Linked DNA regions of Homo sapiens: all the other regions are linked to region 1. Evidence: chromatin loops called from intact Hi-C (ENCODE). Cell type or tissue: PC-9. All regions are shown on one strand.

Evidence for each region. Hi-C counts contacts between places; a loop is a spot of excess contacts. Peaks named below come from ENCODE experiments on the same cell type or tissue, not always from the same donor. Only the 100,000 strongest peaks of a DNase experiment are listed, where the experiment ranks them.
Region 2: it touches region 1 in a loop (6-fold over the local background); 9 of 110 quality-filtered maps call a loop at or near these places.
Region 3: a loop joins it to region 1, with 7 times the contacts of the local background. A loop is called at or near these places in 5 of 110 quality-filtered maps.
Region 4: it touches region 1 in a loop (7-fold over the local background); 8 of 110 quality-filtered maps call a loop at or near these places.
Region 5: it touches region 1 in a loop (6-fold over the local background); 9 of 110 quality-filtered maps call a loop at or near these places.
Region 6: a loop joins it to region 1, with 7 times the contacts of the local background. A loop is called at or near these places in 27 of 110 quality-filtered maps.

Annotation. Positions count from the first base shown.
Region 1 is chr2:222,705,820-222,710,819 of GRCh38, forward strand. MOGAT1 (monoacylglycerol O-acyltransferase 1) reads left to right here. Exons shown (of 6, transcript NM_058165.3): 6 at 3,917-4,111. The coding sequence ends at 4,071. Among named protein-coding and RNA genes, the nearest start is that of MOGAT1, 37 kb to the left of the region's middle. RefSeq lists enhancers at 3,471-3,765, 3,575-3,764, 3,711-4,005. In PC-9, CTCF peaks have their summits at 2,605 (motif pointing right) and 2,840; DNase peaks (open chromatin) are centred at 2,072, 2,642, 3,772 and 3,852; H3K27ac peaks cover 854 bases.
Region 2 is chr2:222,957,019-222,962,018 of GRCh38, forward strand. No RefSeq gene overlaps it. Among named protein-coding and RNA genes, the nearest start is that of ACSL3-AS1, 40 kb to the left of the region's middle. RefSeq lists an enhancer at 3,365-3,464. In PC-9, CTCF peaks have their summits at 2,625 and 2,832; a DNase peak (open chromatin) is centred at 2,463; H3K27ac peaks cover 1,099 bases.
Region 3 is chr2:222,835,053-222,840,052 of GRCh38, forward strand. No RefSeq gene overlaps it. Among named protein-coding and RNA genes, the nearest start is that of ACSL3, 23 kb to the right of the region's middle. In PC-9, no CTCF peak of the experiment used is centred here; DNase peaks (open chromatin) are centred at 649 and 2,839; H3K4me3 peaks cover 1,167 bases; H3K27ac peaks cover 3,000 bases.
Region 4 is chr2:223,795,673-223,800,672 of GRCh38, forward strand. All of the region lies in intron 1 of AP1S3 (adaptor related protein complex 1 subunit sigma 3), which reads right to left. Among named protein-coding and RNA genes, the nearest start is that of AP1S3, 39 kb to the right of the region's middle. RefSeq lists an enhancer at 2,400-2,449. In PC-9, CTCF peaks have their summits at 2,638 (motif pointing left) and 2,841; DNase peaks (open chromatin) are centred at 1,589, 2,619 and 3,949; H3K4me3 peaks cover 786 bases; H3K27ac peaks cover 5,000 bases.
Region 5 is chr2:222,772,630-222,777,629 of GRCh38, forward strand. It overlaps LOC105373903 (a long non-coding RNA gene), which reads left to right. Exons shown (of 4, transcript XR_001739904.2): 3 at 1-439; 4 at 4,590-5,000. Among named protein-coding and RNA genes, the nearest start is that of ACSL3, 86 kb to the right of the region's middle. In PC-9, no CTCF peak of the experiment used is centred here; a DNase peak (open chromatin) is centred at 2,492; H3K27ac peaks cover 1,274 bases.
Region 6 is chr2:222,937,183-222,942,182 of GRCh38, forward strand. ACSL3 (acyl-CoA synthetase long chain family member 3) reads left to right here. Exons shown (of 17, transcript NM_004457.5): 17 at 4,315-5,000. The coding sequence ends at 4,472. Among named protein-coding and RNA genes, the nearest start is that of ACSL3-AS1, 20 kb to the left of the region's middle. In PC-9, CTCF peaks have their summits at 2,206 (motif pointing left) and 2,410; a DNase peak (open chromatin) is centred at 2,219; H3K27ac peaks cover 2,567 bases.

The sequences.
Region 1 (5,000 bases):
TGGAACTGAACTCACAATAGCAGGTTGTTTTCCACTGCTAATAGGCTGGTAGCTTTCAACCTCATTTCCCTGAGATGGGCTTTTTTGAATTATTTAGTAAAGGTATGATTATAATCTGTGTTCTGTTGCTTCTGGCTTCATCCCTAAAATGCAATTGAGAAAGATTTCTTACTCTCTAATCCGGTTTGGGGTTAGTTTAAGAAGCAGGGGCAGGAATGCTGGGTTTAAGTCGTATTAATTTCCTGGGCTTTTTTGAGTATAGTTTAGGAACTTTCAGCTCCTCACTTTTCCTACAACTAAGGCAAAGAAAAGAAGATTATGTCTATCTCACAGTTTAAAGGGATAAGTCTTATGATTATAAATTCACTCTAGGCTGGGCGTGGTGGCTCACGCCTATAATCCCAGCACTTTGGGAGGCCGAGGCAGGTGGATAACCCAAGGTCAGGAGTTTGAGACCAGCCTGACCAACATGACGAAACTCTGTCTCTACTAAAAACACAAAAATTACCCTGGCATGGTGGTGCGTGCCTGTAATTCCAACTACTTGGGAGGCTGAGGCAGGAGAATTGCTTGAACCTGGGGGGCAGAGGTTGCAGTGAGCTCAGATCATGCCACTTCACTCCAGCCTGGGAGAAAGAGAAAAACTCTGTATAAAAAAAAAAAAAAAATTCATTCCATATGTGAGCATGCTTAAGCTCTCTGGAAGAACCATCTGAAATGTAGTAAAACAATTAATGAGAAAAGAACAGGATTGAAATTAGCTGTAGGATAGCTCAGAGGAAAGAAGACTCACTAATTCAGAATGTACGAGTACTAGCTAAAGTAAGCAGAGAAGAACACACTTCATCTTCTTAGACCACTGAGTCTTTTTACTGGTCCCTTACCCCTACCCTGAATAGTTACATTAACCTCTCTCACTGGAATAATTTCACTAAGAAAACAGAAGCTATTTTAACAAAGCCACAAATTTGCTTAGATTTACATGTAGATTTCTCCATATCTTCCTCAAACAACAAAAAAGCTCAGTGCTGGAAGAATGCTTCAAGATCTTGGAATTCTTTTATCCTATGCATGTGAAAATTAAGGCCAGAGAGGCTGGCTGTGGTGGCTCACGCCGACCTAGCACTTTGAGAGGCTGAGGCTGGTAGATCACTTGGAGCCAGAAGTTTGAAGCCAGCAAGGCCAACATAGTGAACCCTGTCTCTACTAAAAATACAAAAAAGTTGGCTGGGCGTGGTGGCACATGCCTGTAATCTCAGCTACTGGGGAGGCTGAGGCACAAGAATTGCTTGAATCCAGGAGGCGGAGGCTGCAGTGAGACGAGATCACACCATTACAGTCTAGCATGGTTGACAGAGCAAGACTCCATTTCAGAAAGAAAGAGAGACAGAAAGAAAAACAAGGAAGGAAGGAAGGAAGGGAGGGGAAAGAAAGAGAAAGAAAGAGAGAGAGAAAGAAGGAGGGAAGGAAGGAAGGAAGGAAAGGAGGGAGGAAGGAAGGAAGGAGAAAGAAAGAAAAAGAAAGAAAGAAAAAGAAAGAAAGAGAAAGAAAGAGAAAGAAAGAAAAGAAAAGAGAAAGAGGGAGGGAAGGGAGGGAAGGGAGGGAAGGGAGGCAAGGAAGGGGAAAGGGAAAGGGAAAGGAAATTAAGGCCAGAGAGAAAGTCACCTGCTCAGGGCACTTACTGGTGAGCTGGGACTAGACCCAGCCCAGCCTTGTGCTTTTTGTGCAACTCCCGCTCCCAGTTCCACCTCATCACTACATTGGCCTCTGCTAGTCCATATTTCCAGCCACAATTGACAGTGAGATGGTTGTTTCCAGTTCTTTGTGTTGAGTTAAACAGGACTTATGTCTACTATGTATAAATGTGACATCCAAGCTATCAAAGAAAACCACATGAGCTTTTCAAGGCTATGTGTGGTTAAATTCTTAGCAATTTGAGAATATTAATGTTGCAGTAAGGATGTGTGTATGTGTGTGTGTCCTCTGTGCCCCCTCAGCTCCCATACTGATGTCATTTATCACTTCCTTCTCTGTGACTTAACATTTGTTCATATTTTGCTTAGCTAACCACCTACTCTTACTGACATGAATCAGAACCTCGTATGTGACATGGGATGACTCAGGATAGGACAAAGGTCGCTCTACTGTGGGTCCCATTCATTACCTAGAGCCCACCTGACCTCATGCCCAAGCTAATGAGGTCAGAGGCAGCAGTTTGCTGCCTCATTGAACTTCCTGTACATTTTCTTTTTTTTGTTGTTGTTTGTTTGCTTGTTTGTTTTGAGACGGAGTCTTGCTCTGTCCCCCAGGCTAAAGTGCAGTGGCGCAATCCGGTCTTACTGCAACCTCTGCCTCCTGGGTTCTAGAGGTTGTCCTGCCTCAGCCTCCCGGGTAGCTGGGATTACAGGTGCCCGCCACCACGTCCGGCTAATTTTTGTATTTTTAGTAGAGACGGTGTTTCGCCATGCTGGTCAGGCTAGTATCGAACTCCTGACCTCAGGTGATCCACCCGCCTCAGCCTCCCAAAGTGTTGGGATTACAGGCGTGAGACACTGCGCCCGGCCATCCTGTACATTTTCAACCCTTGGCATCAGTAGCAGCATCCGACCAGCAGGTGGCGCAGCGAGTGCAAGAGCCAAAGCCATGGGAATTTTTGTATTTTCTAAAAATCAGAGACAAGTGAGATGTTATATAAACACCTTTTAAAATATGTATAGAGGTTGCCAGATTTGTTTTTAATTAGTGTATTTGGAAAAACACAAATGCATTCTCATTTGTAGAAAATTTATATAACACAGTTAGAGTGAAATTTCCCCATCCCTACGTCCTTACCAAAAAGGAACTTTTATGTTTCTCTCTCTTTCCGGACTTTTTTCCATGCACTAAAAACGTATAATACTTCTAGGAATATAAACATTTTTTCCAAAAATGGATCATACTGTATTATTTTACAAATTATTTTTCCACTTAATACATTTTAGACATCTGTGTGTATTTGTGTATGTGTACACATATTTATATTATTTCATTGTTTAAAAATTTCTGCCTAGGATTCTATTGAATGACTATTACATGGTTTATTTAACAGTTTTTCTATTGAGACGTTAGCTGTTTTTCAGTTACCCGCTATTACAAACAATGGAATCCACGTCATTTATGTGTATTTCTCTAATACAGATACTTAGCTGTGAAGATATGTATTTTTTAATTGTTTAGAAAGACACTCAAAAGAGGCAGACTGGGCCTGGCCAGTCGCTCACCCTTGTAATTCCAGCTTGAGGTCAGGAGTTCAAGACCAGCCTGGCCAACATGGCAAAACCCCGTCTCTACTGAAAATACAAAAAAAAAATTAGCCGGGCATGGTGGTGGGAGCCTGTAATCCCAGCTACTCAGTGGGAGGTTAAGGCAAGAGAATCGCTTGAACTCGGGAGGCGGAGTTCGCAGTGAGCTGAGACTGTGCCACTGCACTCCAGCCTGGGTGACAGAGTAAGACTCTGTCTCAAAAAGAAGAGTCAGACTAGAGGACTGCCACGTGACGTGAGGATTCACAGTCAGTAATAATCAGGGCACTATGGTCTGGCTGTCAACTGTTCCAGAGGGAGGAAGCTGGTGACGTGGACACACAGCTATGTCCACTCACCTCCCAGCTGCAGTCAGCACAGTAGCTCATTTGACTCAAAGTCAAAACCACCAGGGTCCCGACAATCCAGTGTCTGCTGAGGAGGAAAGTTCTTTATTTGTTATCAGATGGAGTGGTGTGACCACTGCAGGCAGCCAGTGAAAGGAAACAAGGATTGGAGTGAGCAGGCTGGAGGGATTCTGATTGGCAGTTGTGTTCACAGCTGTGCATTAGGGGCGGCGGTCTGTGGTGGAGTGGTTTTAGTTCCTCACGTATGATGTATTCCCTGATTTGCAGTTGGCCGCCCGATCCCTGTTCGTCAGACTCTGAACCCGACCCAGGAGCAGATTGAGGAGTTACATCAGACCTATATGGAGGAACTTAGGAAATTGTTTGAGGAACACAAAGGAAAGTATGGCATTCCAGAGCACGAGACTCTTGTTTTAAAATGACTTGACTATAAAAAAAAATTAAAAAATAAAAATAAATGACTTGGCTGTAATAAGGCATAAAGAAGGATAAGAGACCATCCTATTGTGAGAATAAATATTTTAAAGACGTTTATTTTTTTTCTTTTGCCTGTGGCATCAAATTTGCAACAGAAAAGTATTATTTATGGCGATGAATGTTGGTGTATCTGTGGTAAATAAAAACACAGATGACTGTAGGATAAGGTTGGAGATGACTATAAGACATCTAATAATTTTCCTTGCCTATGAAGGCAAAATCATTTTACAGGTTATGAACAAGTTTAGAATTATTCATGTGCTCTGAAAAACAAAAGAAAGCTTCAAAAAGTAATTACACCCGGCCGGGCACAGTGGCTCACGCCTGTAATCCCAGCATTTTGGGAGGCCGAGACAGGTAGGTCACTTGAGGTCAGGAGTTTGAGACCAGCCTGGCCAACATGGTGAAACCCCGACTCTACTAAAAATACAAAAATTAGCTGGGCATTGTGGTGGGCACCTGTAATCCCGGCTACAAGGGAGGCTGAGGAAGGAGAATCGCTTGAACCTGGGAGGTGGAGGTTGCGATGAGCTGAGATCGCACCATTGCACTCCAACCTGGGAGACAGAGTGAGACTCTGTCTTAAAATAATAATAATAATAATAATAATAATAATAATAATTAGACCCTCTTACTAAACATCACAATAACTTAAGGTGGTGTTTTCACAAAATGTGACAACTGTTGTTCACAGCCAGCCCATTTGGGAGACACTGTGTAAAATAGTTCGCCATATACAGCTAGAGGAAATATTTTTTTCTGCTTGAACAGGACATTTGTTAGTGAATAAAGATACTTTTAATACTTAGATAGTTTGAGCCTTTGGTCATATCAACAACAAATTTTTAAATACTAGTGCAGGATTTTTTGCCAT
Region 2 (5,000 bases), 250 kb after region 1:
GATTCCTAATCCATTTTGAATTTATTTCAGTATGTGGTCTAAAGTATAGATTTAATTTTCTCTTAATCTAAATGGCTAATTAGATATGCAGGTACTGTTTATTAAAAGGTAAATTTTGCCCTAGTGATTTGAGATGCTGCTTTGTTATATGCTAAATTTCCATATGTATTTGGGTCTATTTCTGGACTTTCTATTCCACTTCATTAGTTTATCCACTCATGCACCAGTACCACACTGTTTTAATTATGGAACCTTTATAGTATGTTCCAATGTCTGGTAGGGATAGTCCTTCCTTATAGAATTCCATTTTCAGTGTTTTCTTTTCCAGTGTTTAATGGTCATTCTTGCATGTTTGCTTTTCTATATAAATTTCAGTATTAATATCTCTAGCTACATAAAAATGCTTGCTGGAATGGATATTACATTTATAAAATAAGGATACCTGATATCATTATGATATTGATTCTTCCTATTTAAAAACAAGGTGTGTTCTCACTTATTTGTAGGATCCAAAAATAAAATCAATTGAACTCATGGACAGAGAGAGTAGAAAGATGTTTATGAGAGGCTGGGAAGGGGAGTGGGGATTGTGGGGGAGGTGAAGGTGGTTAATAGGTACCAAAAAACATAGAAAGAATGAATAAGGCCTACTATTTGATAGCACAATAGGACGACTATAGTCAATAATAACTTAATTGTATTTTGAAAATAACTTAAAGAATGTAATTGGATTGTTTGTAACTCAAAAGATAAATGTTTGAGGGGACAGATGGATACCCCATTCTCCATGATGTGCTTATCTCACATTGCATGCCTGTATCAAAACGTCTCATGTACCCCATAAATATTTACAATGGCTATCTACCCACAAAGATTTTTCAAATTTATAATAATAGAAAATAAAAATATAGTATGTCTCTCATTCGTTCATGTCAACTTTTCTTTTAGAATTGTTTTAAAGTTTTTCTTATGTAGATTTTGCACATTTCTTAAGTTTATTGCTATACCTTCTTTGTTGCTATTGTGAATGAGGTTTTATCATAAAACTTTCTAATTGGTTATGGCTTACGTATATGAAGACTATTGATTTCTGTACATTAGCTTTATTATCCTGCTATCTTATTTGAATCTTTTGAGCTAGTTTTATCATTGATTCTCTAAGATTCTCCAGGTATTCTTTCATGTCATCTGCAAATAGCTATAGTTTCACTTTTTTCAAATTTGTATGATTCTGCTTAGTTTATCTTATCTAGCTGTACTGTCTAAGATTATAGTACATGTTGAAGAGTAGTGGAGATAGTACAGATAGCTTTCAACAAATTACTCAGTGTTTCAGAGGGCTGATTTCCTATCCCATTTTCTCACTCCTTCTTGGCAACAGAACCCCAAACTCACTCAGTCAGCGGTGGATTCAGCTAAAGAACTGCAATCTAGATGTAACTTTACCTGGGTGTGATAATGAGACTAAATTTTGGTAAAAGAGAAATAAGTGGAATCATTATATGGTACTTTAGATCCTTCTCCTTCACCACTTTGCTACTACCTGGAATTGGGATGTAATGGCTGGACCTCTAGAGGGCTTTTTGGGCCGCAAGGTGACTTTGAGAATGGAAGCCATGCATCAGGATGGCTGCATTAGCAAGACAGAAAGAGCCTGTGTCCTTAATTATCAAGGAGCCCCATACCAAGCCAAGACTGCCTGCCACTGGACATTTTTACATGAGATAAAAAACAAATTTTTAACTTGTTTATGTTACTATTTCTTGGAGTTTCCAGTCACATGCAGCCAATCAAAATTCTAATGGAGTTTTGGTTTCTTCATCTGTAAAGTGATAGTATTTTACCTCACTGAGTTATCAGGATTAAATGAAATAGTTCATGTAAAAAAAGGCTGCATGGAGTAGGCACATTAAAAAAGTCTCCCATGATTTTGTGAGGTTTGAATGAGCTCTGTATTTGAGTGCCCTTTGCAAGTTGTCAACGGAAGGCCAACATTTTCATCTGTGCTTTGCACCTGTTCTCTTTCTTCTTTCTCAACTCTTCTATGATCAATTATCCTTTCATTTCTTGAATAGCTTACCTCTCTCTTTCAACTTGACTCTTCATGTTGATTTTAAACATTTGTGAGTTGTTCCCATTAAATCAAAACTGTCCCTTTTCCCCTCCAGCTATGATTTTGTCTTTCTCCTATTCTTCAAAGTCAAACTTTTCAAAATAATGTTTTCTTATCTGATGTATCAGACAGTGTTGGCTGTCCACCCAGACCTTTGAATCCCTGCTTTGTGTGTGTGCCTGCCCCCCTTCAGCGTGCTTTTGCTTCTAACACCCAGCACTATGGCTTCATGAGGACTGCCTTTGGGCTATGAGAACCACTCAGCTCCCACCTCCACCCTCCACAGATCCAGAAGGCCTTGGAATATATTCTAGGTAATTTCAGTACATTCCAGAAGTTCCTAGAATTTACTCAGGGTGACTCAGGGGCAATGCTTGAAAGCCACGCTCCCTCGCCTCAGGCTGGAACAACTGACACCACAGAGCTCTCCAGTGGGATCCAGGATCCGGCTGAAGCCACACTCTGCTGGCGTTTCCTGAGATTGCACCTTGGTTGGCCTCCTTCTCTTGTCTTCTTTGTTCTCCTTTCCCTCCCCTGACTGGCATTTTCTTGGGGCATTTTAATCAATCACTTGCACTTGAATGTCCCAGTCTGCATCTGAAAAACCTAACCCAAGACCCCTAATCTCCATCTCCTCCCCTCTTATTCACTCTCCAGCCCAACACAATTTGGCTTCTGGGCACATCATTCCAGGGAAGCAGCTCTTTCAGACAGCCCCCAAAACACGATGTCACTGAATCCAGTGCACACAGTTTAGTTCTGTCTTCCTTGACTTCACAGCACCATTCAATGCCACAGATCCATGGTTCTTGAAGCCCAGGTGTTCCCTGATGACGTCCCTGGCTTTCCCCTACATTTCGTGGCCTTTCTTCAGCTTGTCCTCTTCTATCCAGCCATTGAAACAGAGTGAGTTCTTTAGGCTCAGTCCTCTTTTCCCAGGTGGTCTCACCCAATCTCAGAGCTTCATTGCTACATGAAGGTTACCCACACATGTCTGTTGTAGCACTTTCTCTACTTGCTAAACATCTTTGCTTGAATGTCTCAAAAGTACCTCCAAGCTAAATTCGTAATAACCCTGTGCACAGAAGCAAGCTTGGTCCTCTTGCACTCTGCTCTAATGTGGTGAGTGTAGCACTTCTCCATCTGGCTAGAACCTGGGAGTCATGCTGGACTTCCCCCTCACCCTCGTGCACGTAGCCAACCAAGCACCAACTCCTGTGTCTTGTGCCTTCTGAGTCTCTCTCGAGTGATTCACTTTTCTCTACCACCACCTCCACTCGTGCCTTCTGTCATTCATAACCACGTTGATGGTAAAAATAGCCTCTTCACTGGCCTTTCTGCATTCATTTCTATACTCCTCTAATTTTTTCCCACATGACTGCCAGGCTGATCTTTCCAAAACATAAATTTAATTACATCTTAAAAAATAACTTGCTGAGATATAATTCACATACCACACAATTCATCTATTTAAGGCATAAAATTCATGCTTTTTAATATATTCACAGAGTTGTGCAAACATCACCACAATCTAATTTTAAGATTATTTCCATCATCCCAAAAAGAAACCCTGTATTCATTAGCAGTCACCTCCTGTTCCCCCACACCCCATTCCTGGGCAGCCACGAATCTACTTTCTGTCTCTATGGATTTGCCTATTCTGGACATTTCACATAAATACAATCATATAATACATAGTCTTTTGTGACTAGATTCTTTCACTTACTATGTTTTCAAAGTTTATCTATGTTGTAACACGTATTAGTACTTCATTTTTTTTGGCTGAATAATATTTTATTGCATGGATATATCACATTTTGTTTATTCATTAGTCACTTGATGGACATTTGGGCTGTTTCTCCTTTTCAGCTATTCTGAATAATGCTTCTGAGAGGTTCACATATAAGAGTTTTTGTTATTTTTTTTGAGATGGAGTCTTGCTCTGTTGCCCAGGCTAGAGTGCAGTGGCACTATCAGCTCACTGCAACCTCTGCCTCTGGGGTTCAAGCAATTATTGTGCCTCAGCCTCTTGAGTAGCTGAGATTACAGGTATGTGCCACCACGCCTGGCTAATTTTTGTATTTTTAGTAGAGACAGGGTTTTACCATGTTGGCCAGACTGGTCTCGAACTCCTGACATCAAGGATCTGCCCACCTCAGCCTTCCAAAGTGCTGGGATTATAGGCATGAGCCACTGTGCCTGGCCTCACATATAAGAGTTTTTGAGCGTAGATGTGTTTTCATTTCTCTCAGATATATACTTAGCAATGGAATTACTTGACCATATGCTAATTATATTATATTCTTTTACAAGCTTTTCAATGGCATTTCATGGCTGTTATGATGAATTCAGTCTCCTTTTTCTTGGTGCCCAAGTTTCCATATGGTCTGACCCTCACCTGCCTTGCTGCTGGTGTGGTCCTTGGATAGACTGTGCCATTTTTTTTGTTGATGTCTGTGTCATATTTTGGCTGGAACAATCTCAAATATTAATCTAAATCAACCTTAATCATTTACTGATTTCTATTTCTATGATATATCTATCATATATTACATGATTAGTCCAATCTTACTGTCAGACTGTGATATGGTTTGTTTGTGTCCCCACCCAAATCTCAACTTGAATTGTATCTCCCAGAATTCCCAAGTGTTGTGGCAGTGACCCAGGGGGAGGTAATTGAATCATGGGGGCCAGTCTTTCTCATCCTATTCTTGTGATAGTGAGTAAGTCTCATGAGATCTGATGGATTTATCAGGGGTTTCTGCTTTTGCTGCTTCTTCATTTTTCTCTTGCCGCCGCCATGTAAGAAGTCACCTCCTGCCATGATTTTGAGGCCTCCCCAGCTATGTGGAACTGTAGGTCCAAGTAAACTTCTTTTTCTTCCCAG
Region 3 (5,000 bases), 130 kb after region 1:
AAGTGTTTAATGGGTACAGAGTTTCTTTTGTGGTGATGGAAAAGTTTTGAAAACAGATAGTTGTAATATTAATAGTTGTACAACGTTGCGTGTAATTAACGCCAATGATTGTATACTTTAAAAAAATAACAAATATACATTTTACCATAATAAAATTAAAAAAAGGCTGATTACATAATCATTTTGTTCTTTTCAAAGTGAAACCAGAGGCTTTCCAAACTGCTCACAATGATTATCTCATTTCATCTTCACACGTGTCACGAGGTAAGGATTATTGTCTCCACGTGACAACTAAGAAAACTAAGGTTCAGTGAAGGGCTCATGGCCAAGTAGCTACTCACTGAGCTGGGATTGTGCTTGAGTCTACCTTTCTCTAACACTAAGTGGTCAATACATGGATTTCTCTGTCTATGATCTTCCGAGACAGCCCAGACGTATATGTGTGTATCCATTCCTTCTTTACAGCAGCAGATCCAGGTTAGTGGGGAGGAAGAATACTCTGGGCTCCATAAGGAGAATTTCCTGATTCTGAGGGGAAATTGAACAGAGTTTTCTCAAGGAGTCCAGGTGATTCTTTATAAATATAAGGTTTGCCTTGAAAGTGCCACTGTAATGCCTCATGTATTTTATGACCTCAGTTATCTGGAAGACAGCCAAGGATCCAGCACGAGCAAAAATCACCTGCTGACAACATAGGAGAGCTGAAAATAATAAAGTTATGCAAAGGTATCAAGGTTAGCTATTCCGTTGGGGGCTGCAGTCTCTGCATACTTTTACAACGCCTTTTCTCATTGCCATTCCCTGTCTGCAGCTTTAGTAGAGAGAAGCTGGAGCAGAGAAAGGAGGTAGCTTTTCTTTTTTTTTTTTTTGAGACAGAAAAAAAAAGGGTCTGACTTTGTTGCCCAGGCTGGGAGTGCAGTGGCACGATCTTGCCTCACTGCAACCTCTGCCTCCCAGGTTCAAGTGATTCTTCTGCCTCAGCCTACCGAGTAGCTTGGATTACAGACACATGTCACCACACCCAGTTAATTTTTGTATTTTTAGTAGAGCCGGCATTTCACCATGTTGGCCAGAGTGGCCCTGAACTGGGCTCAAGCGATCTGCCCACCTCAGCTTCCCAAAGTGCTGGAGTTACAGGTGTGAGTTACCTTGCCTGACTGGAGGCAGTTTTTCAAGAGAATTGCAAGTGACTGTAAAGAAGTGAATCTGGCCAGGTACAGTAGCTCATGTCTATAATCCCCACATTTTGGAAGGCCAAAGCAGAAGAATTGCTTGAGCTCAGGAGTTCAAGACTGGCCTGGGAAACAGTGAGACCCTTCCTCTACAAAAAATAAAAGATAAAAAATTAGCCAGGTACAGTGGCTTATGCCTGTAATCCTAGCACTTTGGGAGGTCATGGTGGGAGGACTGCTTGAGCTCAGTAGTTCAAGACCAGGTGGGCAACGTAACATAAAAAAAAATAACAATAAAAAAAATAAAACGTGGGCATGGTGGCGCATGCCTGTGGTCCCAGCTACTAAGTCTAAGGTAGGAGGATCATGAGCCCAAAATGTCGGGGCTTCAGTGAGCCATGATAGAGCCATTGTGCTCCAGCTTGAGCAACAGAGCACGACACTGTTTTAAAAAAAAATTAGCCAGGCACAGTGGCTCATGAGGCTGAGTCAGGAGGATTGCTTGAGTCCTGGAGATTGAGGCTGCAGTAAGCTATAATTGTGCCTTTGTACTTAGCCTGGGCAACAGAGTAAGACTCTCTTCTAGAAAAATAATAATTATAATTTTTTTTTCAAGAAGGCTGGATGCAATGGCTCATGCCTGTAATCCCAGCACTTTGGGTGGCCTAGGTGGGTGGATCATTTGAGGTCAGGAATTCGAGACCAGCCTGGCCAACACTGTGAAACTGTCTCTGCTAAAAATACAAAAATTAGCTGGGCGTGGTGGCATGCACCTGTAATCCCTGCTACTTGGGAGGCTGAGGCAGGAGAATCACTTGAATCCAGGAGATGGAGGCTGCAGTGAGCCGAGAATGTGCCATTGCACTCCAGCCTGGGCAACAGAGTGAGATTCCATCTCAAAATAAATAAACAAATAAATATAAAATAAAATAAAGAAAGAAGAAGAGAATCTGTCCTGCCTGGTGAGGTGGACATCCTCTTTGCACTCTTCCATGTCCGGTTCCTTCGTTTTTGTCTCCTTTCTGACTTCTCTTTATTCACTGGATTTTTAAATGTTGGTGATGCCCAGGGTTCTGTCCTTCCAACTTCTCTTCATATTGTACGTTCTCCCTTGACTGATCCCATCCGCAAACATGGCTTCAGCTACATTGGCTTGAGGACATCTACATCTCTAGCCTGGCGGCTCCACTGAATTTAGATTCATCTATCCATCACAAATTTCCAACCGGATGCACCCAACCGTAGTCATCATCTTTTTCCAAAACCTGAGTTTCTGTTTGAATAAAAACACCAACCAGCCAGTCACCCAAGCCAGAAACCTGGGAACCGCTCCCAGAATCCCCGCTTTTCTCTTCTCTTTTCTTTTCCTGCACTCTACTTCCTTTTCCTGTCCTGTCAATAGTATCTCCTGTACGTTGCTAATTCAGTCCCTCTTCTCCACCCTCACTGTGCTTTAGTTAATTCCTTTTTATCAAAACTTACCCAGACCACTACAGGAGACTGTGTTTCTCTCCCTATCTCCAGTCTTAGTCTTCTGCAATTTTTTTTCTCTAAGGAATGCTTAAACAAACAAACGAGATTACATTTGGTCATACTTTTCTTCTACCTAAAAGTGACTAATGCTCAAGGTAAATTTCACAAGATAAATTTCAAACATCCAGGCTTGACATGGCTGACAAGTTTATTCATGTTCTTCATCACATGTTCTCGGGCCACTTTCCTACACACAACTTGAGCTGTAGTCATCCTGGCCGACTCGTAATTCTAAAAATATGCCATTGCCCATCTTGCCTATGTGCTTCTACACAAATTGTTCTCTCTACTTGGAATGTCTACCCACTCCCTTGTCCTCTACCTCTCTGCCCAACTTTTATGCATCCTCAGGGACTTAGCTCAAACATCATTTCTTAGAGGTATGTTCTGACAACTGAGCTGATCTGGAAGCTTGTTCTTTGTAACTCTCCCAATTATTAGCCTGTGCAGAACTCTACTCCTTATCACATGGATTTTCTTGTATGGTGCCTTCATTAGGCTAATTATTATAGATGAGAACTGCATCAAGCACATGTCTGATACATAGGAGAGAATGAATGACATGTTGAATCAATGCTTCCTGCTTAGAAAATTATTCCATCTCGGCCGGGCGCGGTGGCTCATGCCTGTAATCCTAGCACTTTGGGAGGCTGAGGTGTGTGGATCACCTGAGGTCGGGAGTTCGAGACCAGCCTGGCCAATATGGAGAAACCCCCTCTCTACTAAAAATACAAAAAATTAGCCAGGCTTGGTGGCGCATGCCTGTAATCCCAGCTACTTGAGAGGCTGAGGCAGGAGAATTGCTTGAACCCGGGAGGCGGAGGTTGTGGTGAGCCAAGATCGTGCCATTGCACTCCAACCTGGGCAACAAGAGCGAAACTCCATCTCAAAATAAAACAAAACAAAATAAAATAAAATAATTCCATCTCAGTCCAAATCACAAGGAGTTGATAGACAACCCCTCCCAGCAACAACAGTAATGTCCTAAGGGCTCCTTAAGATGCCAGGGTTGAAGAGAAAAGACAAATAGATTGAGACTGAAAGTCAGAGCTTGTTAGACAGACATTGGAGACATCAAAAGGGCATTAATGACAATGAGCCTGGATTATTCAGTGCGACCACTCATCCCGGAAGCTGGTGGACATCCCTTGCTTTTGCCTCCCAGTGATACTTCGCCTTTCTTTTAGTAATGGTAGCTTAGTATGTCTTAGAGATACCAACCCAATCCCTGTGGTTCAGGTGGGGCTGATTCCAGGCTTTCACTCCATTGATAAGTACAGGTCCTAGGTCTGTCAAATCATAACATTCCATTCCCTTTGCCTCAGCAGTTGGTTCAGTGATAGGCACATAACACAAGCCAGACCAATGATACTAAACACCAAGACATTCTCTGGAGCTATCTAGAAAGAGTTTCTTTTTCCAGTGGGGTTTTTGGTGGAAATATAAGGTGGAATTATAAGCCTGCGGTGACTAGTTACCATTTTTGCCTACATCTGGAAGAAGAGTTGAGAATGAGGCCTATGTAAAAGAAAGAGGTCCTGAGAGGCAGGAAAATACATTGCTGCTGGTAATGTTTTGAGTATCTAATCCAACTTTGCATAACACCAAGCCTGTTTGTTTTGATTTTCTAGTTACATGATAAAATAAACCCCTCCACCCCCCCTTTTTTTTTTTGAAGCAGAGTCTTGCTCTGTCACTCAGGCTGGAGTGCAATGGTGCGCTCTCAGCTCACTGCAACCTCTGTCTCCCAGGTTCAAGCAATTCTCCTCGCTCAGCCTCCCAAGTAGCTGGGATTACAGGTGCCCACCATCACGCACAGCTAATTTTTTGTATTTTTAGTAGAGACAGGGTTTGCCATGTTGGCCAGGCTGCTCTCGAACTCCTGACCTCAGGTGATCCACCCACCTTGGCCTCCTAACGTGTTGGGATTACAGGGATGAGCCACCGCTCCCGGACAAATTCCCCTTTTTGAATACGGAAATTCAATTTGGATCTCTGTTGCTTGCAACCTAAAGAGTGTTTATTAATATAGAAATCAGAATAGCCAACACATCTATAGAAAAAATGTGAATACAGATGTTCTGTGATCATGTGACATGGATGTGCTTCCTTCCATCCAAATCATCTCACCCAGTGACTCTCTGGGCATGTAGTACAGTAAGGGAGTGGTAGTCTCAAACTACTTCAACTGTGGTCCACTTACATGGAGCATACCTACTCCCCATTCCATTCACATATTAAAAAAAAAAAAGGGGTTTCCAAATTTATTTTGTTTTACATATTTAATTACTAAGC
Region 4 (5,000 bases), 1.1 Mb after region 1:
GTATTTAAATCCCGGCTCTGTCATTTATGAGCTAAGTCGATGTGAAAAAGTTACCTGATCTTTGTAGTCTCCTTATCAACAAAATAGGAAAAACAATGATAAGGACCTCAGTGATGCTGGGAGAACAAAATGATATTACATATGTCAACCTCTATAGTGTAGAGTCCAGCAAAGAATGAGCATTCAGTAAATGTCTGTAATCATTAATAAATTACCCAGGCCAGTCACGGTGGCTCACGCCTGTAATCCCAGCACTTTGGGTGGCCGAGGTGGGCAGATCACCTGAGGTCAAGAGATCGAGATCAGCCTGGCCAACATGGCGAAAGCCCTTCTCTACTAAAAATACAAAAATTAGCCAGACGCGGTGGCAGGCATCTGTAATCCCAGCTACTCGGGAGGCTGAGGCAGGAGAATCGCTTGAACCCAGGAGGTGGAGGATGCAGTGAGCCAAGATCGCATCATTGCACTCCAGCCTGGGCAACACAGAGAGACTCCATCTCAAAAAAATTAATTAATATAAAATAAATTATCCAGGGGCCAGCCCCTCACATTTATACTCCCATTTATCTTCATCAAGGCAGGCAAAAACAATCTCTGCTTCCCCATTCAGAATCATCCCATTACTACCCCATTATTTATTTCACTAACAGTTTCCATGTTCTGATGGGAAGAGCCTCTGACAGCCATTTCACAGGTACCCCAGAAGGACATTCTTGGGAAACAACAAACTATTTGCTGTCTAGCTGACTTACTTACCTTGTCTCCTTAATCGCCTGGTCTCATCAGTCACCTTTCCATTATTATTATTTAAATAATAAGTTTATCCCAGAAACAGCAGGGATATACTTAGAGATGAGTAATCTGGAGTTCCTTTCTTTTTCTCTTGACCACTGACCAATGGTCTTCTGATCATGTATTTATTCAAGTTCCCTGTAAGGTGTTTACTTCAGGGTTCCCCATTTTTTCACTTATGGGTGTGTATTCTTCTAGCATCCTTTTTCTTTTCTCGAGATGGAGTTTCATTCTTGTCACCTAGGCTAGAGTGCAGTGGCGCAATCTCAGCTCACTGCATCCTCCACGTCCTAGGTTCAAGCGATTCTCCCGCCTCAGCCTCCCAAGCAGCTGGGATTACAGGTGCCCGCCACTGCGCCCAGCTAATTTTTGTAGTTTTAGTAGAAACTGGGCTTCACCACGTTGGCCAGGCTGATCTTGAACTCCTGACCTCAGGTGATCCACCGACCTCGGCCTCCCAAAGTGCTGGGATTACAGGCATGAGCCACGGCGCCTGGCCCTCTAACGACTTTTTCTATCATTGAGTGGCAGCAGCAGAATTTTGAATTTTGAGTTTTCACCTTCCCTGCTGATTCCTTAATTGTACTGCATTACTCCTCTAAGGTGAATCACTTTCACTCTTTTCCCACCAGTTTCTACGCACAGTCATAGCACCAGTTAGTGGGGATCGGAAGGCAGGTGTGGCCTGAACCAACTTCCCTCGTCTCTCTCTCCAGACCTCATGTCTTCATATCCAAATGCCTTTCACAGGCTTGGCAGAGGCAGGTAACATATTAAATAAGGGTAAAGATCAGCATCATACAATAGGGGGTGGAGGAGAGAGCAGCAACTATGAATCACAAGCTCCAACGAAAGCCGCAGCCACAGCTCTGCCATAGTCAAGTGTGGCCAAGAAAAACATGTCAATCACTGTTGCTAAGTCTTCAGATTTTTTTCCCAAAAGCCTGAAATCTGGATGATTAGGTGAAATATTGGAGTTGTCTTAACGTTGTCAATTAATAATAATAAAACCTTGTTCAGGCTGACACAGCTCACGCCTGTAATCCCAGCACTTTGGGAGGCTGAGGCAGGTGGGTCACCTGAGATCAGGAGTTCGAGACCAGCCTGGCCAACATGGCACAACCCCGTTTCTACTAAAAATACAAAAATTAGCCGGCCATGGTTATAGGCAGGTGCCTACAATCTCAACTACCTGGGAGGCTGAGGCAGAAGAATCACTTGAACCCGGGGGGCAGGGGTTGCAGTGAGCTGAGATCGTACCTCTTCACTCCAGCCTGGGCCAAAGAGCAAAACTCCGTCTCAAAAAAATAAATAAAATAAAATAAAATAAAACCTTGTTCAAGCTAAACAAAGCACACTGTGTGTGGATGTGGTCTGCAAGCTCTGTTTGGCTGCAGGCCTCATTTGAGGCTGCTGAATCAGATGATAGCTGGAGTCCCTCATCGCACTAACACTCTACAGCTTTGCTTGGCTCAAGAGATTTCTCCTTTCTGTGGCTTCTGAGACTACCTATTTGAGGAAGTGGTCCTCTGACCCAAGAACCTCGCTTCTATATCTCAGCCGAATATTACTGTCAAATCTATTCTGAGGTCAAAGTCTCTCATTTACATATATACATCAAATGTCATAGGTTTTTTTTCCCCTCAAGATTGCCAGCTCAGGTTTCCATGATAAATGAGAGGAAAATTTACATAAAAAATTTAAATCTCCACAATCTCAGAATGTCATTTTTGGCCTGCTGTCAATCTCAGAATCTCAGGTAGGCCTGTCATGTCAGCCTTTTTCCTGAAATAAAATGTTGAAAAGACACTGGCCAACATATTTCAATTATTTTCCTAATCCTTGCACACCATCTGGTGGCAGAACTAGCTACTGTGAAATGTTCAGGGAAAGGCAAATTAAGTGGATCTGAGGGGGCAGAACAGAGCTAGGAAGAACAGGATAAGAGGAACAACAATAAGGGGAAAAAAATGGAATAACACAGAAACAAACTGTTGACATGTATTAAGTCCATGCCAGCTACAAGTAACCTGCAGAATAAAAGGTTAACTGCTATGAATTATTAAGTAGCCACTTACGTGAAATGTGAACATTCTCTCTATAAAGACAATTCCTCATAAAATTGTCTGTCTGTTATCCATCCACCTGTATGGCACAGTAAAATTTAATGGAAGAAAAGAAGGAAGGAAGGATAGACAGGTAGTTACACTGAAAGGACAGAATAATCCACTTGCTATGAATTGAATTGTGTCCCCTAAATTCATATGTTACAGTCCTAACCCCCCAGTACTTCAGAATTCAACTTTATTTGGACATAGATGTTGCAGCTGGGTGCAGTGGCTCATGCCTATAATCCTAGCACTTTGGGAGGCCAAGGTGGGCAGATCACCTGAGGTCCGGAGTTTGAGACCAGCCTGGCCAACGTGGTGCAGCCCCATCTCTACTAAAAATACAAAAATTAGCTGGGTGTGGTAGCTGGTACCTGTAATCTCACCTACTCAGGAGGCTGAGACAGGAGAATCACTTGAACCCAGGAGGCGGAGGTTGCATGGAGCGAGATTGCGCCACTGCACTCCAGCCTGGGCAACAAGAGTGAAACTCCATTTCAAAATAAAAAGAGAGAGAGGGAGATAAGAAATAGACATTGCAGATGTAACTTGTTAAGATGAGGTCATACTAGAGTAGGGTGGGCCCCTAGTTCATTGTCACTGGTGGACTCATATAAAAGGGAAATTCGGGCCTAGACACACACACACACACACACACACACACACACACACACACACAAACACCACATGAAGGTGAAGGCAGAGATTGGGGTAATGCAACTGAAGCAAAGGTGCACCAAAGACTGCCCTTAAACCACCGCAAGCCAGGAGAAAGGCAAGCAACCCATTCTCTCTTGAGAGTTCCTAGAAGAAACCATTCTTGCCAGGCTTCTAGCCTCCAGAACTATGAGATGATAAATGTCAGTGTTTAGGCCACCCAGCTCATGGTACTTCCTTATGGCAGCTTAGCAAAGCAATCCACCATATATCTCTGGCTTTGAATTTTATGCCTTTTATTTTTAATCTCAAAAATCATCACTGTTGTTTTCTATCTCATTACAATTCCATATTATAAAACCAGATCATCTACATTCCAAAGATAAAGTCAGCAGATTCCATTCAACTTAGCAAATATTTATTTAGTAGCTACCACAGTGAGGTATTTAAAATGAAATAATAACTCATTCCTAGACTCACAAAATTCTAGCATTAGAAAGGACAATAAAGCTGATTAGGTACAACACTTCTCATCCTAAAACTGAAGAAATCTTCTCATGAACCTAGGTGAAAAAAATCTTCAACAAAATATTAGCAATTCAAATCCAATAATATATAAATAGAATTACACACTACAAGCAAGTGGGATTTATCCCAGAATGCAAAGCCAGATCAGCATTCAAAAATCAATTAATGTATGGCCAGGTGTGGTGGCTCACACCTGTAATCCCAGCACTTCCCGAAGTGGGGCAAGGAGGGCGGATCACTTGAGGTCAGGAGTTCGAGACCAGCCTGATCAATGTGGCAAAACCCCATCTCTACTATAAATACGAAAATTAGCCAGGCATGGTGGCACACACCTCTAATCCCAGCTACTCGGGATGCTGAGACAAATGAATTGCTTCAACCCAGGAGGCGGAGGCTGCAGTGAGCTGAGATCGTACCACTGCACTCCAGCCTGGGCAACAAAGCGAGATTGCGTCTAAAAAAAAAAAAAAAAGAAAAAAAATCAATCAATGTAGTCCAAGTATGATGGCTCATATCTGTAATCCCAGAGCTTCAGGAGGCTGAGGCAAAAGGATCACTTGAGGTCAGGAGTTTGAGACCAGCCTGAGCAACATATCGAGAACCCATCCTTACAGAAAATAAATAAATAGCCAGGCATGGTGACGCACACTTGTAGTACTACATACTCAGGAGGCTGAGGTGGGAGGGTCACTTAAGCCTGAGTTCAAGGCTGCAATGAGCTATGATCAGGCCACTGCACTTCAGTCTGGTGACAGAGCAAGACCCTGTCTCTTTAAAAAAAAAATCAATTAATATAATTTATCACACCAACAGGCTAAAAAAGAAAAATCACATGATTATATCAACAGATACAGAAAAAGCATTTGAGAAAACTGAACATCAATTCATGATAAAACTTCTTAGCAAACTAGGAAG
Region 5 (5,000 bases), 67 kb after region 1:
AGACCCTGCCTGGGGCTCTCCTGATTCTCTCAGCCACCAAGCTCACCTCCCAGTCTGTACTTTGGGCTTTTCCTCTCTCTGCAGGTATGAAGTGGTCTACTCTGTTGCCGCATCTTGTCTTGGGCTCTATTAGGGGCTGAACCATGTCCCCCACAATCAATCCTGAGTACCTCTGAATGTAACCATATTTGGAGATAAGATCTTTAACGAGGTGATTAAGTCAAAATGAGGCCTTTAGGGTGGGGACCTAATCCAATATGACTGGTGTCCTTACAAAAGAAGAGCCACCCGGGATGCATGCCTGCATCACACACAGAAAAGGCCATGTGGGGACGCAGGGAGAAGGCGGCCGGCTGCAAGCCAAGGAGAGAGGTCTCGGGAGAAACCAACACTGCCAAAATCTTGATCTTGGACTTCTAGCCTCCAGAACTGTGAGAAGGTAAATTCCTGTTGTTTAAGCCACTCAATCTGTGACATTTTATTATGGCAGCCAGAACAAACTAATACAGCCTCTAACTCAGTCTTTCCATCTGAATAAAGCAGCCTTGTACCAATAAATGCTCTGAGCCCTGTTACCCAACTGATCAGGGACAGAAGGAACAGGACTTAGTGACCGATCGAATGTGGGGGGCAGTGATGTGAGGGACTCACAACGAGGTTCAGATTTGATTGAGCTGGGGCTGAACCCACTGCTGTTGAGGATGCGGCCAGACACTGATGGAGTGCTGCTGTCTGACATTGCCTTTTCAGACTCCACAGAATACCTTTCCCCACCAGACTAGATCATGGTTTTCTCTATATGATTAGATGGATGAAAATGAATCATATGTGAGTGAACCCAGGTTCCCTCTCCCCTCCTCCCAAAAAGGAATTTGGCTTCACTTACTCAGTTCTTTTCTCCCCTAGTCCTCCAACCGGGTCTTTCCTTGAAGGATTGACTCCTTTTGGCTTTTTCTGGCACAGACTTGGAAAAACTGGAGAAGGAAAAAGAAGTGAGGAAGCGCAAAGGCTAGAGCTGAGGGAAGTGTATTTTTCCCAGGGAGGGTTGGTGAATGGCGCAGAGGTCTCTGTCATCTTTAAATGAGGTTGTTGGGAAAGGAAAGAACATTTTTAAGAAGCACTTCTATGGGTACATATCCCTTTGTGATATTCAAAAAGACCAAGAGCTTGAGATTTTTTGAAATTACTTTGATTGCTGGAATATCCTCCTTTGAAGGGAACACTGTCCTGAGATGGATCACTTGGATCACGGATTCAACTGGGTTACATTTGCATTCTAGGCGTGATGATTCCCTTTGGACTGATTAGACCAAGAGACTTTTGGTTATAGGGCTTGAGACAATCCCCCTTCAGCTTCTCACATGTTAAACCTTCTTTCCGTTTATATCCATGCCATCACAGCATAGCAGACTCTAGCTTGCTTGGCACTATCATCTATAAATCCACAATTGCAACCCCACATTAATCCAACTCCCTGGCACATGGTTCATGGTCTTATAACTCATAAGAGTTATAAATTCTTTTTTTTTTTGAGACGGAATTATGCTTTGTCACCCAGGCTGTCACTCCAGGCTGGAGTGCCTTGCCCAAGATGGGCAAGGCTAGTCTTGAACTCCTGACATCAGGTGATCTGCCTGCCTTGGCCTCCCAAAGTGCTGGGATTACAGACATGGGCCACTGCGCCTGGCCTAAATTCTTACATAAAGTGTAACTTTCACAAGGATTCATATGCCTAGAAAAAATGTCAGAAGAATATACCCCCAAATACTAACAGTGGCTGTTAATAGTGTTGAGACTGTTTCCTTTTTCAATTTTCATCTGTATTTTCTAGATAGTCTATATTTCCCACATATATTACTTTTATAAAAAAGGAAAAAATTATTTAAATATTATAATTTTTTAATATTAAAGGATAAAAGGAATCACAGAAATTACCAGATACATTTCGATCTGATAACTGATAGATAACAATAGTAAGTAGGCCAGGCACGGTGGCCCACACCTGTAATCCCAGCACTTTGGGGAGGCCAAGGCAGGCAGATCACTTGAGGTCAGGAATTCGAGACCAGCCTGGCCAACATGGCGAAACCCCATCTCTACTAAAAATACAAAAATTAGCTGGGTTAGGTGGCAGGTGCCTGTAATCCCAGCTACTCGGGAGGCTGACACAGGAGAATTGCTTGAACCTGGGAGGCGGAGGTTGCAGTGAACCGAGACCACCCCACTGCACTCCAGCCTGGGAGACAGAGCGAGACTCTGTCTCAACAACAACAAAAAAAACTAAGTAGCCCAGGTCTGCATTCTAACATAAGTTGACCATTGTGATAGCACAACTTTACAATACACTTGTTAATGTCTTTTATTCCCAACTCTTTTGAAAATTTCACTGCACTCCATTTGCCTCTCTCTCCCCTTCCACTTGGGACCTCAGGGCATGTTTCAATGACTCATTCATTTAATTCCTGTCATGCAGAAATGCATCTTCTGCTAGGCAGCCCTTGAAGTCACCTCTTGTGTCACCCAGTGCTCCCATAGCACAGCACTCAGCAGATTGCATTGTAATGCCTGTTTGCCAGCTTCTTTTTCTCACTAAACAATAAACTGCTCAAGGGCAGAGACCATGTCCATGTTATTTCTCATGATAAATCCAACACCTGAGGCAGTATCTGGTGTAGTCCTGGGATCTATTATTTGCAACCCAGACCCACTCTCCGCCTCCTCTGTTCTGCTCTGTGCCCTGGGAAGTTGGCCCACAGTGACACCAACCAACTCCTTTGCCCTCTGGCTTTCAGGTGGGTTTGGCCCAGGGGTGGAGTAGGTTTTGTTGGGGCTTAAAGCTCACAGCATCTTCGGTGTTTTCCTTAAGAAAATAAGATTATAGGCCAGGCATGGTAGTTCATGCCTGTAATCTCAGCATTTGGGGAGGCCAAGGTGAGAGGATTGCTTGAGGCCAGGGTTTCAAGACCAGCCTGGCCAATATAGTGAGACCCCATCTCTATTATAAAACATATTTTTTAAATAAAAAGATTATAAAATTATGAATATAAAATAAGGTACAAAAGTAAATATTTTCAATAAGAAAAAAATACATCCTGAAAAATAGCATCATATTTTTTGTCAATGAACTTCCTGATATGCCTCTGTAATCATTTTTCCCCTACATTTTTGGTCTGAATTCTCTTGAGTGCCTCTTCATGTGACAACAGTTTTGTAATATTATGTACAATGAAGAGACTAGATAATTCAATTTTTCTTCTGGCACAGTGTACTATTTTTTAAAAGTTCTTTTATCTCATAGCCTATTACTGGTGACATCATTTAAATTTCTAGTATTTTTGTCAAATTCAGGAAATACATTGGCAATGTGTTTTTTTTTTGTTTTTCCCCTAGATGAGTTGTAAGGGTTGAAGAAATGTTCTGACTGGCTTCTGGATCTTTTCAACTCGATCCCTTAGCCCCTTCCCCATACACACACACACACACACACACGCACACACATACTCCACAGGACACAGTGACATCACAGTGTGACTCTGATCCTGCACAGAGTATGGTAGGAGTATTCCTGAAAATTCCTCCACTGGAAAGGAAAAGACACAGATAGGACTGTGAGCCACATGCATTTCCCCCCAAATGCAAAGTAAGCATATCTCCAAGTCAACTTCCCCTCAGCAGGACCCTTCAAATACCCATGATCATTTTCAGTACCACATGATATAGGAGAAGTCTAGTGGAGAGTGTGAAGAGACAGCAAACTTAACTAGCTGCAGGTGTGTTACATTTGGAGGCTGGGCATGGTGGCTCACACCTGTAATCCCAGAACTTTGGGAGGCCAAGGTGGGTAGATCACTTGAAGTCAGGAGTTTGAGACCAGCCTGCGCAACATGGTGAACCCCCATCTCTACAAAAAATACAAAAAAAGAAAAAAAAATGGCTGGCTACAATGGCGTGCACCTGTGCTCCCAGCTACTGGGGAGACTGAGGCAGGTGAATTCCTTGAGCCTGAGAGGTGGAGGTTGCAGTGAGCTGAGATCACGCCATTGCACTCCAGCCTGGGTGATGGGAGTGAAACCCTGTCTTTAAAAAAAAAAAAAAAAAAAAAAGAATAAAGGTGTGTTACATTTGGACATTTTACAAAAACCCCATGACCATGCGAACATTGCTAGGGCCCACCCAGAGTCTTAGAAGGGACCAGTGTACATGAAAGTTGCTGCTGGTTAACAGTCATTAGCTTCATGGCAAATCCACCTCTGGTTCTAGCAGTGGGAAACATTAACAGCAGGTCAGAGAGAGGGAGGAGGATAAAGGTAGGATATTTATTTCCCTGGCTTCCTCCCAGTAGGGTTGCTGCAAGCTGGCTAAGTCCTGCAACGAAGGTCACAGCTCCTGTGAGGTCGCCCTCTTCATAGAGAGGCCGCTATGCCCAAGTCCTAGTAACTGCTTTATCCTCTTGTCCTTTGAGGCTTAGGAATGGCAATAGAGCCCACTACATTATTCCTTGTGGTTTCCCTATAGTTTCCTGAACCTTTTAAACACTCTGTTTATTAAACTCTCCTCAAGCTCTTAACTGCTTCCTTTGTTTTCTCTAGGGTTTCTGGCTGATAAAGGTATATAGGAGGTTCTGAAATGTTATTGAGTGAATGAATAAATTAGCACTAGAAAAAAAGCATGGACTTTGGAAGAGGACCAGAATTTAAAACCAGACTAGAAGTGTAGAGTTGGGGGAACTCAACCCATTTCCCACCACTTCCATCGACCTCCTGTGGCATCCTAATGTTCAGAAGGAGAAGAACATTCTAGAAGGAGAACAAAATTCTATCAGCAAGAAGTATAATACTCTTGTGCCAAAGGTGTGCACAATCAGCCAAGTGACCTGAGAAATGCAAGTCCTGGCTCTATTGAGGTCATCAAGGAGAAAGCAAGCCGCTGGCAAGTCAGGAATCTGTCTCAAAGTAAACATGTGGCTTGTGACCTTGAGGATGTGCGTATGTTTATTGTTG
Region 6 (5,000 bases), 230 kb after region 1:
ATGCTACATTAAATGGTATTGTTTTCTTAATTTCTTTTTCAGAACAGTTATTGTTAGTGTATAGACATGCAATTGATTTTTCGTGTTGATTTTTTTTATCCTGCAACTTTGCTGGAATCTTTATTAGTTATGAAGGTTGTGTGTGTGTCTTTAGAGTTTCCTACATATAACTTTTCTTTTTGATCTTCTGATTGTTCTATTCATAAATGAAAGTGGAGTATTGAAGTCTCCTACTATTATTGTATTGCTTTCTATTTCTTCCCCTAGTTATGTCAGTGTTTGCTTCATATATTTAGAAACACTCAAGTTACGCGTATATTTGTAATTGTTATATCATCCTGGAGAATTGACTCTTTTATCATTATATTGTAATTAATGTCCTTCTTTGTCTATTGTGACAATTTTTGTCTTAAAGTCTGTTTTATTTAAGTATGGCCATCCCCTTTAGGTTCTTATTTTCATGGAATATCTATTTCCATCCTTCACTTTAGGTTACGCATGCCCTTGGATCTAATGTATGTTTCTTGTGGATGGCATATACTTGAGTCTTGTTTTATATTCAGTTGGTCAATCTGTATCTTTTAATTGGGCATTTAATTTACATTTCAGGTCATTATTGATATGAAAGACTTTTCATACCTATTTCCATTTTGTTAACTATTTTCTGTATATCTTGTAGCTTTTCCTCTCTTGCTGCCTTCTTTTGTTTTGTTGATTTTTTGTGTGTATAATTACATTCTTTGATTCCCTTGTCTTTTATCTTTGTGTATGTTCTATAGACATTTTCTTTGTGGTTGTCAATACAGTTACATAAAACATCTTAAAATTATTAACAGTATATTTTAGTTTGATAGCAGCTTAATCTTCCGTCTCATATAAAAACTTGACTCCTTTGTAACTCTGCTCCTCCCTCAAAAAAGACCTTTTTATTGTGTAGTCATTAATATAGATTCATAATTACTTTTTATGTCTTTGTTTTTTAAATTCTATACAGATTTAAATGTGACTTATACACCTATATCAAATTACTTTCAGAATTCTGTATTTGCCTATGTATTTACCTTTACCAAGGAGTATTGTAGTTTCTTATGGTTTTGTGTTACTGTTTGTTTTCATTTTGCTTTAACTTGAAGTACTCCTATCATTATTTTTTGTAGGACTGGTCTAGTGGTGATAAACCCCCTCTACTGTTGTTTATCAAGGAGTCTTAATTTTTCCCTTATTTTCGAAGGACAGGTTTAGGTTACAGTATTCTTGGTTGACAATTTTTTTTCTTTCAGTATTTTGAATACTACTATTTTCTAACCTGCCAGTTTTCTGCTGATAAATGATAGTTCAATGAGAGCTTCTTTGTATGTGATGAGTCATTTTTCTCTTGCTGCTTTCAAGATTTTTTGTGACTTTTGACAGCTTGATTACGAGTGTGTTTTGGTGTAGTTCTCTTCCTAGTGGAGTGTTTTGAGCTGCTTGAATTTATACTCCCATTTCTCTTCTCAGATACAGGAAGGTTTTGGCCATGATTTCTTCAAATAGGCTTTCTGCTCCTTTCTGTCTTCTTTTTCTGAACTCCTATAATGAGCATTTTTCCACTTGATGGTGTCCCATTCATTCCTTAGGTTCTCTTCATTTTTACATTTTTCCTCTCTTAGTAATTTCAGAAGTCCTGTCTTGGAGTTCATAGATTCTTTTTTCTACCTGGTCAAGTTGCTGTCGATCCTCTAGTGAATTTTTCAATCCATTTATTGTATTTGGTTCCAGAATTTCTATTTGGTTCTTCATTTTAAAAAAATTTCTTTCATTTATACTTTCATTTTGTTCATGCGTTGTTTTCTTGTTTTTTTTCAGGTGTCTGTCTGTACTCTCTTGTAATTCATTGAGCATTCTTATGACGGTTATTTTGAATTTGGTAATTCATCTATTTCCATGTCTTTCTGGGGTTTATTTCTGGAGATTTAATTTGATCTTTTGATAGCCTGTGTTTTTCTATTTCTTTGTATGTCTTTATTTTTGTTGGGATGTCAGCATTTGAAAAATCAGCTACCTTTCTCTGTCTTACAGTCTGCTTTTGTATTGAGAGGACTTTGTCCAGTCAGCCCTACTACGGATTCTAGAGCCAGCCATCTTAAGCCTTTTCCGAGGCTGTGTCCTTTTTGAGTTTGTGGGGTACAATCTAATTGAAGAGGTTTGCTGGTTTCTACTCAGGAGCTCCCTCTGGTGTCTGTCTGTGATATTGTGGCCTCACTGGTGCTGTAGTTGGCCATGGTACTGGAGCTCTACCTAGTGTCTGTGATACTGCAGCCTCTGGTTCATGTTAATCTTTGTTCTTGACAGCTCCCAACCTGGTGCCCTGTTCCTGTTATTTAGATTCAGGAAAGACAGAAGCAAGTTTCTTGCACCCCAGAAGTCAGAATATTGGATGTGTGTTCCACTCCTCTTAGGGATTTCTTCCCTATTACTTTGTACTGTGCTGAGGGGAGGGTCTCTGGCAAGCGAATGCCTTGCATTTTTCTACCAGCCTTTGATGCGGTTGGTTTCCTTCTGTCCCGGAGTGTAGGAACTTCTTAAGTGGTTTCTGGGTTTCTTACACAGGCAATAAATAGGCCCATATAGCATTGTTAAATCCATGTTTCTGTAGGGGAAGGAGGGACTGCGTTTTCCTATATTGTCATCTTGCTGACATCACTCCTTAACACATTTCTTTCATGTATCATATGGCTAGCTGTTTACCCATTTCCCTTTGTTAGATTGCATGCTACTTGAAAGCAGAAACTTGTCATTTTTTTGCATTTTTAAAAGAATGTTTAGTAAAGCACTTTACATGTAGTAATAGTTTTTTAATATTTGTTGAACAAATGCTTAGAAAAATAAGTCAGTCCTACTGACGACATACGGTTTTTCAAAACTACATCTGCCCCTTAATCTCCTTTAAATGTTTTCCTTTCTTCCCTTCCTTTCTCCCTTCATTTGCTGCTATCATGAATCTCCTTAGTATTAGGCAATATGTTAGTAACACAATAGTGAGCAAGCATTCTGTATCCACATAGCTTGTAGGGAATATCCTGGTTCAATGACATAATTTGTCTTAAACTTTATTATTTTTTAATTTCTGAAGTAAATGTGCTCTGCATAATAAATTCAAGGAAAACAAATAGGCATAAAGGAAAAGGTGAATTTCCCCATTTCCTTTCTCCTGGATACCAGGCTCTAGAGGTGTGGAGTTTATAGCTTGGTATGTATCCTTCTCCTCACATCTAGGTGCATATAAGTTTATGCAGCCTGTGCTGGAACTTGTCTTTTTTTTTTTTTTTTTTAACCTAACAATAGGCATTTATGCAGCATATAATGAAGTTTCAGTCAGTGACAGACACAGACTGCATATATGACAGTGGTCACGTAAGATTATAATGTATTTTTACTGCCTTTTCTATGTTTAGATACACTTAAATACACAAATACTTAACTATTGTGTTACAATTACCTATGGTATTCAGTACAATAACGTGCTGTGCGGGTGTGTAGCCTAGGAGCCGTAGGCTAGATAATGCAGCCTAGATGTATATATAGTAGGCTATACCATCGACATTCGTGTAAGATATGCTATGATGTTCCCATGATGGCAAAACTGCCAAGTGTGTGATGCATTTCTCAGAACATATCCCTGTCATTAAGAGATGCGTGACTATATTGGATACCCTATTAGATACCTGTCTAAATGTAATTTTTTTTTTTTTTAAATGAGATGGGGTTTCGCTCTGTTGCCCAGGCTGGAGTGCAGTAGCACGATCATAGCTCACTGCATCTTCAGATCTCCTGGGCTCAAGTCATCCTCCCACCTCAGCCTCCTGAGTAACTGGTACTACAAGCGTATGCCACTATACCCAGCTTATATTTTTTATTTCTATTAAAAAATATTTTTAAGTTACTTATTTTAGAGACAAGGTCTCGCTATGTTACCGAGGCTGGCCTTGAATTCCTGGCCTCAAGCGATCCTCCTGCCTGAGCTTTCAGAGTTACTGGGATTACAGGCATGAGCCATCATGCCTGGCTCTAACTCGTTTTCAATGACAGAATATATATTCTATTTTGTTCCTATATCATATTTTATTTAACTCATTTTCCTCTTGATGGGGACTTGTTAAATAGTTTATTGTTTTACTTATGTTTGTATTTTGAGGAATAGATTCTTTAGAAGTGACATTCATGGTTCACTTGTTGGTTGTGCATTTTGATGGATACGCAAAAAGTGGGGAAGTTACACCATTTGCTAAGAACTTAAATACCTTTTCTTCTTTTCTTTTTTTTTAATCATCTTAGCAAGTCTGGAAAAGTTTGAAATTCCAGTAAAAATTCGTTTGAGTCCTGAACCGTGGACCCCTGAAACTGGTCTGGTGACAGATGCCTTCAAGCTGAAACGCAAAGAGCTTAAAACACATTACCAGGCGGACATTGAGCGAATGTATGGAAGAAAATAATTATTCTCTTCTGGCATCAGTTTGCTACAGTGAGCTCAGATCAAATAGGAAAATACTTGAAATGCATGTCTCAAGCTGCAAGGCAAACTCCATTCCTCATATTAAACTATTACTTCTCATGACGTCACCATTTTTAACTGACAGGATTAGTAAAACATTAAGACAGCAAACTTGTGTCTGTCTCTTCTTTCATTTTCCCCGCCACCAACTTACTTTACCACCTATGACTGTACTTGTCAGTATGAGAATTTTTCTGAATCATATTGGGGAAGCAGTGATTTTAAAACCTCAAGTTTTTAAACATGATTTATATGTTCTGTATAATGTTCAGTTTGTAACTTTTTAAAAGTTTGGATGTATAGAGGGATAAATAGGAAATATAAGAATTGGTTATTTGGGGGCTTTTTTACTTACTGTATTTAAAAATACAAGGGTATTGATATGAAATTATGTAAATTTCAAATGCTTATGAATCAAATCATTGTTGAACAAAAGATTTGTTGCTGTGTAATTATTGTCTTGTATGCA